Linked DNA regions of Homo sapiens: region 2 is linked to region 1. Evidence: chromatin loops called from intact Hi-C (ENCODE). Cell type or tissue: GM12878. All regions are shown on one strand. Links, peaks and the distances in the headings refer to the core of each region. The heading gives the core; the rest is flanking DNA.

Region 1 (8,339 bases), core at 1,317-6,316:
CCTAGCTTCTGGTGTTGCCAACAATCCTTGGCGTTTCTTGGCTTATAGCTGGATCACTCCAGTCTCTGTCTTCATTGTCACATGGGTGGTGTCCTCCCCGTGTGTCTGTGTCTCTGTTTTCTCTTGTTATAAGAATGGACAGTCACTGGAGTAGGGCTCACCCTAATCCAGTATAACCTCACCTCAACTAATTATACCTACAAAGATCCTATTTCTAAATAAAGTCACATTCTGAGGTTCCAGATGGACATGAAATTTGGATAGGGGGACACTATTCAACTTAGTCTAGCTACCATTTCTTTTGGCTTCTTACCAAAAATATGGACTGTTCCAGCAGTGTTCATCTGCAGACACTGTGCTGGAAAGGTCATGCTGCCTCGTGCAGAGAGGGGTGGGTTTGAGGAAGAGGTAGGGAGTACATCTGAGCATCAAGGCTGGCAACAAAGGAGCGGTTGTGTTTAATGGAATCTGTCAGGCTGTGCCCTGCAGACATGTACATCACTACAAGCATGGTCAGGTTGAGTGCCCGGGTTGTTCCAGGCAGTAAACAGCTCTGTGCAACAGCAACACTGTGTTTGGGATGACAGAGTAAAGAGCGAAATAATTGTGGAAGCTTTTCTAGACACTTGGGGACTTTATAAGATAGTGCTGTCATCATGATTACTTTTGATTGTTGATTTCTTTGATGGTCTTTTGAGTCATTTCATCCCTTCTAGCTGAGCACCAAAAATTCAGGCATTTAAAAGAGTGTGCTGGAAGGCTGATGGCTGGGCTGTGCAGGGCAGGTGTTAAGGACTCTAGCTCTGAAGGGGATTCCAGGGCAGAACGTCTGCTCTCCCATTTTATTGGCTATGTGTCTGTGGAAATGTTAGTTTCTTTCTCAAAGCTCAGGCTCCCTTGTCTATAAATTGAAGATAATAATAGAGCCTCCTCAATCATTATGTTAAGTAAAATAAGCCAGGCACAGAAAGACAAATTTTTCATGTTCTCACTTATTTGTGAAAGCTGAAAATTAAAACAATTGAACTCATGGAGATAGAGATTAGAAGGATGGGCCAGGGGTGGTGGCTGATGCCTGTACTCCTAGCACTTTGGAAGGCCAAGGTGGGTGGATCACTTGAGGCCAGGAGTTTGAGACCAGCCTGGCCAATGTAGCAAAACCATGGGTCTGCTAAAAATACAAAAATTAGCTGGGCGTGGTGGCATATGCCTGTAATTCCAACTACCTGGGAGGCCGAGGCATGAGAATCACTTCAACTCAGGAGGCAGAGGTTGCAATGAGCCAAGATCATGCCACTGTACTCCAGCCTGGGCAACAGAGCAATACCAGGTCTGTCCCGCAGACCCTAGCCAACAGATGAAATGAGTACTCAGACACAGGTATGCAGTATAAGAGCAGCTAGGTGACTGCCTGGCTGTAGTGGCCAGAGAGCAGCCCCGAGAAGCTGGAGCTGCTTGCTTTATTCAGTGTAGGCACAGTGCCGAAAACCTGGAGCCAACACAACCTGCAGGTAATTAACATTTATTGTTCCCCTTTCAGGGAACATCACGGGTGGATGATCAAAGGCCAGTTCCTGGTCAACAATAAGTAAACAAGCTTGATCAAGATAAATTCCCCTACACTCCCTTGCACCTATTCCTTGCCCTCTGCCTCAGGGTCAGAGAACAGCTGCCTTCAGCTATTCTCCCCCGAAGCTATGCAGATCCTTCCAACCTTTCAGAAGGCCTGCTCCTTTCCCTATAGTTTCTCCCACCAGTCTGACCCATCTCCTACAGAGCAAGACTGTGTCTCAGAAACAAAAAACAAAAAAAAAAAAAAAAGAGAGAAGAAGGATAATTACCAGGGGCTGGGAAGGGTAGTGGGGGACAGAGGGAAGTAGGGATGGCTAATGGGTATAAAAAAAAAAAAAAAAGATAGAATGAGGCAGGGCATGGTGGCTCATGCCTGTAATCCTAGAACTCTGGGAGGCCGAAGTGGGTGGATTGCCTGAGATCAGGAGTTCAAGGCCAGCCTGGGCAACATGGTGAAACCCTGTCTCTACTATAATACAAAAAATTAGCTAGGTGTGGTGGTGTGTGCCTGTAGTCCCAGCTACTTGGGAGGATGGGGCAGGAGAATTGCTTGAACCCGGGAGGTGGAAGTCGCAGTGAGCTGAGATCATACCACTGCACTCCACCCTGGGTGACAGAGCTAGACTCATCTCAAAAAATATATATATATATAGAAAGAATGAATAAGACCTGGTATTTGCTAGCACAACAGGGTGACTGTAATCAAAAATAATTTAGTTGTACACTTTTTAATAACTAAAAGAGTGTGAGTGGCTTGTTTGTAACACAAAGGATAAATGCTTGAGGGGACTTACCCAGATATGATTACTACATATTGCATGCCTGAATCAAAATATTTCATGTAACCCATAAATATATACACTTATTATGTACCCACAAAAATTAAAAGTTAAAAATAATAATAATAAAACCTCCTCATAGGATTGTAGTGAGAAAGAAATGTGAGGAAAAATAATTCATGTGCAGCATTAAACAGTGTCAGGAATATAAAAATGTGCTTAATAAATGTTTGTTTCTATTAAAGTATCTACTCATTTTTTCCTGTGCTGGAGGATCTCTTCCAACAAAAATATAAACATGCTAATTCTCTCATATTAAAACACACAAAAAAACCTTTCTTGATTCTGTTCTCCAACACCCTCCCTTTACAGTGAAATTTTGCAAAAGAATTTTTATTCTCTCTGTCCCCAAATCTTCTCCTCCCATTCTACAAAGAGGCCCTTGCCCCTCTCCCAAACCCTCCCATGATGTTGTGGTCTTCTGTGACCTCCAGGCTGCTAATTCCAGTGGTCAGTTCTCAGTACTCATCTTACTTGGCCGGTCAGCAGCTCGTGACTATTGACAACTCCTTCATTCTTAAAACACTTTTTCACTTGGGTTCCTGGAGCATCACTCACTCCTGACTCTCTACCTATTTCCTTCCTATACTGGAGTGCCCTGGGGGATTCCCTGGACTTCTCTCTTTTATCTTTGCTTCCTCCCTAACTGATCCCATCCAGCCATAAGGCTTTAAATACCATCTCTGATGGCACATAAACTTAGATATCCAGCCTGAACATTTCTCCTGAACACACCCTTTCAGCATCTCTATTTGGATCTCAAATAGACATCTCTAACTTAACATGTATGAAATCGAACTCCTGATTCCCCTCTCTGGTGAAACCTGGTCCTTCTGCAGTCTTCCCCACCTTAGCAAATGGAAACTGCCTCCTTCTAGTTGCTTGGAGTAAAACTCTGGAAGTCATCCTGACTTTTCACTTTTCTCTTTCACCCTGCATCCAATCCATCAGCAAACCTTGAGAGTTCGACCTTTAAGATAAATCTAGAATCTAACCACTTCTCTTCACCTTCACTGTTTCCACTGAGGTCTGAGCCAGCCGCATGTCTCACCTCTATTATAGCAATAGCCTCCCAACTATACTTCCTGCTTCTTCCCTTGGCCCCTTTAGTCCATTCTCTATCCAGAAACCAGAGTGATCCCACCCTTGGCTGCACATTAGAAACACCTGGAGAGTTTTAGAAATTCTAATCTCCAGGCCATATCTCAGACCAATCTAATCAGAATCTTTGGGGATAGGACTCAGGCACAAGCATGGGTTTTTTCCTTTTCTTTTCTTAAGTCAGATTGTGGTACTCTTCTACCCAGAAACTTCCAATGGCTTCTCAGAATAAAAGTCAAAGCCCCCACACTGGCCATGAAGCACTTCTCAGGCCCACCTTGCCCACCCTTAGGAGAGCAAGGACTTTGTTCTGCTCACTGCTCTGTCCATAGTGCCTAGGACCATGCTTGGCACACAGTAGAGCTCACTAAGTATAAATCGAAAGAATGAAGAAAACCCTGAAACCCACTGAGACCAGACAATAGTACCTGTAGAGCTGGTGATGGCCACAAGAGGCCGCTGTTGTGTCGTGGAATGGACAGGAGAGCGGGCAGCTGCTCTTCCACAGCCAGCAGGCCTAGCAGAGTTTTGAGTGGGAACAGCAGGGGGGCACCTAGGTGGTCAAGCGGACAGCTGGGACGTGGAAACATGTTTATTATCGCCCCCCCAGAGCCTCGTGCTCAACACCAACCCTGTTGGCTCCTAGAGATCAGCTGCAGCCCATATTGAGTAAGCTTTTTGAAGGGAACACACCAAAGTGAGAGCATTTCAACAAATACTCAATGGGGTTTGATGGACGCCAGTTCCTGCAGAAAGCCGGCGGGAGAGAAATGAACTTGGCCTGGTCCTGGTACATACAGCCCAGGAGCTGAATTAGATAGAGTTGGGGAGTCACTCTGAGTTGTAGTCCAGAAATTAAATTTCTAAAAATTGCAGAGGGACAGGCATAGAGCCTAGCTTGAATGCTTCCCTTCCTGAATCAGGAAAGTTCCAGGGCCTGTTCTTTGCCCTTCCCTCATTAGTGCGGGATCTGGCCAGCAGCCCGCAATGCGACGGGGCTCTCTCTTTGTTCCTAGGTGGATTGGCAGGTTGAGAAATAATAGACACACACAAGATAGTGAAAGCTGGGTCCAGGGGGTCACCGCCTTTTGGTCCCGCGGTGCCACCAATGCACTGGATATACCAGCATTTATTATTAAGTTTAGTGAGGGCGGGGGTAGGTTAGTGAGGGATTTAGGGTCGTTTGATTATGAGGTGAGATGGTCACATGGGGATGAAGTAATTCTTTAACATAACATTTGTATGTAGAAGTACAGTGCATTTGTATGTAGAAGTACAGTATACAAATAATTTACAATATAGTGTGTGCATCAGTAATTTCTAACAGAGCCTTAAAACAGAAACACAGTCTTTCCATAATCTATGATTAGCAAGATATTAATCAGCAGTAACAGTTGCAGCAAAAGCTGGTTACAAACAATCCATAGAAACAGGACGTGAAGCTAGACAATCGGGTAGACCAGAAATTCTCAGAAGGGAGTATGCCTTAACCCTAAAAAGTCCTAGAAGAGCTGTGGCAAGATGAGGGCATTTATAGCCCTATCTTATCCATATGGACAGGCGCCCCCCATGCGTCCATTTATAGACTCTCCACAAGGGTCTCATTCCATTCCCAGAGCTATGAGCATCTGCTTTTCTGGGATAGGAATCTTGGTGATGTGAAACCTCCCTGACTGCACGTCCATTCTTAGGCTCTCTGCAGGGGGAAGCACATCACGCGCTGTTGGCTCATTCTGGCAGTCCAACCTGGCATTGTCTTTACACAATCCTGCATGCAATTTTGTATTTACAATAATCAGGAGCATTTCATCTTTTATTCCGTAGCAATAGTTTCAGGGGGTCTCCCTACACCTCATTAATATAGCCATCTACATATTCATATGCATATATATGTATATATATGCATATATTTACACATACACACACACACACACACGTGTAGATAACATAATATATAAAACTGAGACCCAGTTCTCCATAAAACTCACCCAGTTTTATTCTCTATGATACAGTATATAAAAGGTCTGGGCTTGGAAATTTTTTTTAAAAAAAGGGAGCCAGGCATAGTGGCTCACACCTATAATCCCAACAATTTGGGAGACTGAGGCGGGAGGATCACTTTAGGCCAGGAGTTTGAGACTAGCCTGGGCAACATAGCAAGACCCTATCTCTACAAAAATTTTTAAGATTTCTGTCCCACTTCTATCTGTGTGACTCAAGATTTACATATGAAGAAGGTGGTCAGCATACCTGTGTTCCCTACTTCATGGGTATTAATCAAATGATGAAATATTGTAAACCCTCCTTGTGAATTGTGGAAATGTCAGGATGGTTTTTCTTTTGTGTGTGTGTGTGTGTGTGTGTGTGTGTGTGTGTGAGAGAGAGAGTCAAAGAGAGGGAGGATCTCACGCTGTTGCCCAGGCTGGAGTGAGTGGCACAATCATAGCTCACTGTAGCCTTTACCTCCTAGGCTCAAGAAATTCTCCCACCTCAGCCTCCCAAGTAGATGGAGCCACAGGTGTATACCACCACACCCAGCTAATTGTGTGGGGGGGGCGGGGGGAACACACGCATGCGTGAGTGCATGCATTTGTGTAGACAGGGTCTCACTATGTTGTCCAGGCTGGTCTTATACTCCTCAAGTGATCTTCCCACCTTTGCTTCCCAAAGTGCTGGGATCAGGATGGTTTTTCTGATGATGGTGGGATGACTTATTAGCTTTTACTAGTGGCACTTGAAGCCACCAGGAATTTAACAGAAGACCCATCCAACCACAGATCCAGGGGAGCCACAGGATTTATTTGCATGTTGTTTGCATACAGTTTAAGAATAATAATATTATTGACCAGGCGTGGTGGCTCGCACCTGTAATCCCAGCACTTTGGGAGGCCGAGGGGGGCAGATCACCTGAGGTCAGGAATTCGAGACTAGCCTGGCCAACATGGCGAAACCCCATCTCTACAAAAAATACAAAAATTAGCCAGGTGTGGTGGTGGGAGCCTGTAATCTCAACTACTCGGGAGGCTGAGGCAGGAGAATTGCCTGAACAAGGAGGTGGAGGTTGCAATGAGCCAAGATCGTGCCACTGCACTCCAGCCAGGGTGACAGAGTGAGACTCTGTCTCAAAAAAAAAGAATAATAATATTATTAATAATAAGAGCTAAAATTTATGGAGCCTTTGCCATAGGCACTTAAACCCATTACATGTAATTTTATTTAATCATCACAACAAATATATGGGGTAAGAACTATTCTAATCCTCCATTATATATAGATGAGGAAACTAAAATTCAGAGAGGTTAAGTTGCCCCAAATGCCAGGCTAATTAATAAATGAGACTTGGACCGAGGCAATCAGCTCCCTTCCCCATCCTCCACGTCAGAGCCTGCTGAATGAGCCAGGAGGATGACGAAATCAGACTTCTCAGAAAATGGCAGCAGGATGTGGTAAACCCGCTTTGAATCTTAGGGTCATGCAGACCTGGTGTGCATTCCAGCTTTACTACTTCTTTTGTTGTTGTTGTATTTTTTTTTTTTTTTTTTTTTTGAGAGGGAGTCTCACTCTGTCACCCAGGCTGGAGTGCAGTGGCGTGATCTCGGCTCACTGCAACCTCCGCCTCCCAGGTCCAAGCAATTCTCCTGCCTCAGCCTCCTGAGTAGCTGGGATTACAGGCACATGCCACCACGCCCAGCTAATTTTTGTATTTTTAGTAGAGACAGGGTTTCACCATATTGGTCAGGCTGGTCTTGAACTCCTGACCTCAGGTGAACTACTTGCCTCAGCCTCCCAAAGTGCTGGGATTACAGGCGTGAGCCACCGCGCCCAGCCCAGCTTTACTACTACTGAACTGCATAAGTGGGCAAGTGATTTATCTCCTCTACACTGCTGGTTTTTCCTCCAAAAGATGAAGATAATATTTCCCCTGAAAGGAGGTTGTTGTGAAGATTAAATTAGATAATACTTAAAGCACCCAGCCTAGTTACTGTCGACATAGAGGTCCATTAAATATTAGTCTACCCCTGTGTCCCCATTAAAGATGAAAAAACCAAAGCACCAAGAGGCTAAATGTCTTAGCCCCTGTGACCCAGTGTGTTCCCCTAGACTTTGTAGTCAGTCCTCAGGCCATCTCCAGATGAGATTTTATCCTTGCTGCAGTTAGTAGTCTAGGACCTAAACTTTTCTCAGTTCTCTCTTAGCTAATTTCTGATCTTCTCCCTCCTGGGATCCTGAGAGAGAGAGAGCTACTGGAAGCCTTTATGCAGCCTCCCTCCTTTCTTGCTTAAAAGGATAAATGAGGGAAGGAGAGGCTAAAAGCTCCCTTGGTCATCAAGAGAATTAAGGCGAGGAGAAGGGGTAATGTGGAGGGCAGAGATCAGTGGCTCAGGTCACGCCTGCTCTCCAGTCAAGAGCCTCTTAGCTCTAAGCCACCCACTTAGGTACAGCAAGATTCACTTAGTGGCACAGTCTAGAGTCACATGTGGTATTAGAGCTGAAAAAGACCATAGAGATTATTACATTTTCAGCCAAGCTTTATATGTGGTAGATGAGGCATCATAGGGAGATTAACTTGCTCAGAGACTCTCATTAACAGAGCTGGCCTCAGCACCCCAGGGTCCTGGCTCCCTGTCCTCTTTGCCTTGTACCACTCTGACTCCCATGACCTTGCTAGTTCTCTGCAGAGCCATTGGCCCTGGAACTTGGCATAGTCAACGCTACGGTGGTGAACTTTACCCTCCCACTGCCATCTTCTCCCCAGTACTCTTGCTCTGCTGTGTACCACTTAGGCTTCTGGCTACCCACGACCCCACACTAAGGTGCCTTCTCTAG
Region 2 (5,000 bases), core at 1-5,000, 160 kb after region 1:
ATTACCTTCATTTAACACGTGAAGGAAGTAAGGTACCATGAGGTCAAGTAACTTGATAGTGGGATTCAAACCCATTGAGTCTGGTGTCAGGATCAGGTCCTGTGGGCATGTGACCAGTGCATATGCACAGGGCCCTGCACTGAGAGAGGCCCTGCATATACGGGATTGGTCCTGATCAGGGCCTGTGCTTCTTATCTCTCACTACATTATTCTGACAGTAGGCAGAATATGGCACAAGCTGCCCCAATAAGTATTGAGTTCCCCAGCCTGGGAGATGTTCAAGATGAGACTGGACAACACTTGAGCAGGAATACTTTCGAGGAGGCCTAAGTACCAGATAGGAGGAGAGTGGACTAGACACCCTTTAGCATCTGAGATCTGCTGAGCCTTGAGAGTCTAGGATTCTGGGACTTTCCCTTCCACAACTTTACTGAAAGTCAGAAAATAGAGGAAACAGGGCCTGAGGGAAATAGTCTAGTACATAGAATTTAGTGAGAAAGTGGGACAGTTCCCAAAGGAAAGAAATCTGTGGAAGGACAAGGAACCTGGAGACATTTCCCTAGACTTCTGGCAATGGCACTGGGCTGCGGTCCCTTCGAAGCCCAGCACCATTGCCACAAAAACCTGCTTCTCTCTCCTTTATCACCAGAAATGCCCCTGACTAGCTGCAGATAAATAAAATGAACATTCAGTTGGGGGGCCTTCTTGGTCTCAGTGAGCCTGTAGGTTCTACCAATGGGGTACCAGCCACAGCAGCAGCTGGTAATACCATGATTACAGCAGCACAGATGGGGTTCATTCTGAGACCTTGAGTTTTCCTGTCCTCTGAGGCTGCAGTCTTTGCAGAGTCTTTCCTTACCACCTGGAGAGCTGAACAGAGACTTGTAGCTTCAGTACTAGGAAAGGGCCTTAGGGGTTGATTCAGTTTGAGAACAGGAGTTCTCAAACTGTTCTCTGGAACCCACGTGTGTGTTTATGTGCTTGAGTGTTTTGGGGGACCAACAATTGAGGACATGAGAAACCTATGACCTTCTTCTGGACATTCCGTCATGGCTGTACCAGTAACTCTTAATGTTGTGACCCTGAGCCAGTTATTTAATCACTTTGATCCTCAATTTCTACCTCTGCAAAGGAGGCATGAGAGGATTAATGTTAGTACTCAACTTGAAAAATTTTTGTCTAGCTATTCCCGTTAATAACACAAGTTGGATAGTGCTTTGGGGTTTTCAAAGAGCTGTTCACATATGTAATCTCACCGGTTGTCTTAATGGCAAGAAGTCATATTGCCCTCATTTTACTGATAAAGGAACTGAGGCTAAAGACTTAGGAGGAAGCAAAGCCAGACCTGGAAATCCATAATTTTAGAATAGGGATCCTTTGTATTTTCTAAAAGTTTGCCCTTTTGTTCATTGTGCCAAGTTCCCACAATTTGATGTTTACATAGTTCCCAGACCACTCTTGTGCACAATGATGTTTTGCTTAGGTCTGGGGAGCCCTTGATGTGCCCCATCTTAGGTCTGCTTGGACTGGGAGGGAGACTAGCAGAGGGAGTCAAAACCTGAGCTCTAAAGTTAGATCCCTTGTGTTCACAGTTCCAATCTGTCACTCCCCAGCTGTGTCACCAGAACAAATGGCTTAACCTCCTGGAACCTGAATTTTCTCATGTGCAAAATAAGGACAACAGTGGTACCTACCACATGGAACTATTGCAGGAATTCCGTGAGATAATCCATGTAAAATGCCCAGCTCAGTGCCTGACCCAATGCATCTTAGCTGTCATTGTTACTGTTAATGTAACTATTAGCACATTCACACTAAATGTATCCATCTTTAAATGAGCTACTTTCCATATTTTGGTCATTGCACATTAAACACATTTTTAATCAACTTGTTTTAGGCTTAAATTGTAGGCTCCTCTGGTCTTCTTTTTAGCATCTGTTAGAAGTATTTTTAAAAGCTCTGCCTGAATTCATGGGGAGCCCCTGTAAACCCACTTGAAAGCAGATTTCATCACTAAAAACCCACAAAACACCTCAGTGTGAGTGGAGGAATCAGGATGTAATTTATGGCGTCCACTTCTTGCTGCCATTTGGCATTTTGCAAACTGCCATTGCCATTAGCTGTCACTTTTGAGTATTTATGATCTTGCGGTTGGAGCACTTTGATTCTCATAACAGAAACAGGGTCACATTTAGAAAATGTACCCTGGAAAATGTACCACCGAGCTGGAAACTGAGATCCCCCAGGGTGGTTGATGGATGGGGCTGCACAGGGGAAGTGTGGCCTGCCAGCCAGGCTGCGCTGTGCCCTTTCCACATACCACAGTTGGAAGCTATCTTTGTGTCTCAGGCCTCAGCCTGCCAGGCCTGGGCTTTCTGCTTGGCAGTGTCTAGGGGTCTGGGGCAAAAAGATGTGTAGCTAAATACCAAAACCATTTTCCATATGGATGCCCTTCACAGCCGTGAGATTGGCAAAGATAGAGCTAGGATTTGGCAGGAATTCCTCCATGGTCCTAAACTGGTTCTTTGTGTCCCAGGTAGCAGAGAGTTTGGGATCTTGCAAGTGAGGAAGCATGAGTTAAGTGTGGCACCAATATACTGAACTGGCAAGAGGCAGGACATTGTCGCCCCCTTTGGGCCTCAATTTTTTCTCTGCTAAATGGGAGGATTTGGTTTTGGTGAGCTCTGAGGACCATTCTTTCAGCCCCATTGAATCTCTTGATTTCAGAGAGGTGCTTGACTGTGAAATTATTTGGGATTTTTGGTCAAAAGAAGTTGAGCGTTTTGAGAGGAGAGAAGAAATTGCATTTAAGTTGTGGGGTTTTTTTTTGTTTTTAAATCCAGGCTATTCATTGTGTGTGAAAAAGAATACCATCTCCATCACTGTAATGCATCCGCACGCTTGTGAGAATCTGTCTACCAAAGAGTCTGAGGTGAGGATGCAAGTCCTGACTCGGCTATCTCTGTGAGACCTTGGACAGATCCCGGTTCCCCTTGCTTTGTTTCTCCAATTGGGAAATCCCTGCAGGATACTGCATTACATTAGGTTGCTATGTCTTCTTAAGCTCCTCTTGGCTGGGACAGTTTATCAGACTTCACCTTGTTTTTGAGGAGCCCTGGCCAAGCATTTTTTTAGAATCTGTTGGAATTTGTCTGATGTTTTTCTGATGCGTAGATGGGGGTTATGGGTTTGGGGAGCAAGATTACAGAGGTAAAGTGCCATTTTCCTTGCATCACATCAAGGATACCTACTATTAACATGACTTATCACTGTCGATGTTGACCTTGATCACCTGGTGAAGGTCGCGCCTGCTAGATTTCTCCACCGCACCATGACTCATGTTTTCTTCTTTTTCATACTGTACTCTTTGAAGGAAGTCATTATAAGCTGCCCTTGGCCTCCTCTTTTGAGAAGGCTTTTGGGGCCATTTGTTTATTTCATTAAACATTATTGGCTGCTGCCTGCATACCCGGCACAGTGTTGGGTACCAGGGTTGTGGAGTTACATACGTAAGACATGGCCTGTGCCCTTGAGGCATTTGGGGTCTAGAAGGCAACACAGACACATGTAGCAACAGTTACAACAACCCAAGGAAAGTGCAGTGAGAAGTTCCCACAGGCGTGGAAAGGAAGTCGCCTCACACCAGGCTTTTCTGTTTTCTGTTTCCGTGCTTTAAGTGAATTTTCTTAATGCCCTCTATTTCCTTCAACCATAAAGTTTTAAATGTTAAAAAAAAAAAAAAGCCTAGCTTATTTCCTTTCCATAGTTATCCTGAGACTCCTGGATATTATTTTTTAGGCATTTGCATAGCACTTTCTCTGGTGAAAGCATTTTTTAGTCATTAATTAGTAATCCACATTAATATGCAGATTGAATTAATCTATTTCAGGCAGAAGTCTGTCTTGAGGAAGCAAAATAGCTTAAGTGTTATTTCTCCCCACGTGCATCTTCTCCTTCTCCCCCTGCGCTTTACCCTGGTCATTATTAGGATTATTGCTGTGATTATTAAACGCTGATTGAGCACTGGAAGTGTCTGCGGTGCTTCGAAGAACTCCAGGGAAGGCAAGTCCCTGCTCTCTGGACGCAGAGCTGCACAGAGGCTGCCGTGGGGGATTCATTAGCACTGGGAAAGCGAAATTGGCCTCATAAATAGTCATCCTCAGGAAACAGTTTCAGCTGTCCTATTTTTATTTTAGTTGTACTAAGCTGAATTCCTTCTTGGCTGTTATTGTCTGAGGATGTTGGCTTTTACCTTCAGAAAAAAGTATATCCTTCATAATATGACTACCATTTATTGTGCTGTTACTGTGCACCAAGTGTTCGGCAAACTTTGTATTTGATTCGCACCAGCCTCATGGGGGAGGTTCTGTTATTTTCCTCCTTGTAGAACTGAGGAAGCCGAGTCTCAGGGAGGGGCGATCTCAGGGCTGGTCAGTGTCAGAGCTGAGCTTTGAATTCTTAGCCATATAGCTCCAGAGCCTTCCCTCTTAGTGCTTCTCTTTACCTCACCATTCAGTGCCTTCCCAGCCTCACTGCCCACTTTGTTTCTGTATCTTCACATCTTCCTTCCTCTTCTTGTTGGTCTCTGGGGAATACAAGTCTTTCTGAGATAACTCTGCAGGGTAAGTACTGTCTTTATTTATAGTAGGGCTGGCTCAGGAGTCCTCTGCTGCCACTGAAGGAGGTTCTCTCGCCTCCCTTCTGCCTACCTGTCCTTCTGTGCACAGTTCAGGGTCATCACCCTGGGCAGGGCACGTATAAGGCAGGGGTCCCCAACCCCCAGGCCACGGACTACCTTTCAGGAACTGGCTGGCACAGCAGGAGGTGAGCGGTGGGGCGAGCAAGTGAAGCTGAGCTCCGCCTCCTGTCAGATCAGCTGTGGCATTAGGTTCTCATAGGAGCCAAACCCTATGGTGAACGTGCATGCAAGGGATCCAGGTTGCACACTATTTCTGAGAATCTAATAATAAATGTAATGCACTCCCCTCACCCCCCGGACC

The links. Hi-C counts contacts between places; a loop is a spot of excess contacts. Peaks named below come from ENCODE experiments on the same cell type or tissue, not always from the same donor. Only the 100,000 strongest peaks of a DNase experiment are listed, where the experiment ranks them.
Region 2: it touches region 1 in a loop (6-fold over the local background); 5 of 110 quality-filtered maps call a loop at or near these places.

What each region holds. Positions count from the first base shown.
Region 1 is chr5:154,068,523-154,076,861 of GRCh38, forward strand. No RefSeq gene overlaps it. Among named protein-coding and RNA genes, the nearest start is that of MFAP3, 34 kb to the left of the region's middle. RefSeq lists an enhancer at 3,872-3,921. In GM12878, for the core only: a CTCF peak has its summit at 3,969 (motif pointing right); a DNase peak (open chromatin) is centred at 3,949.
Region 2 is chr5:154,234,569-154,239,568 of GRCh38, forward strand. The region is part of intron 1 of GALNT10 (polypeptide N-acetylgalactosaminyltransferase 10); the gene reads left to right. Among named protein-coding and RNA genes, the nearest start is that of GALNT10, 46 kb to the left of the region's middle. RefSeq lists an enhancer at 3,312-3,361. In GM12878, for the core only: a CTCF peak has its summit at 2,619; DNase peaks (open chromatin) are centred at 3,583 and 4,583; H3K27ac peaks cover 2,236 bases.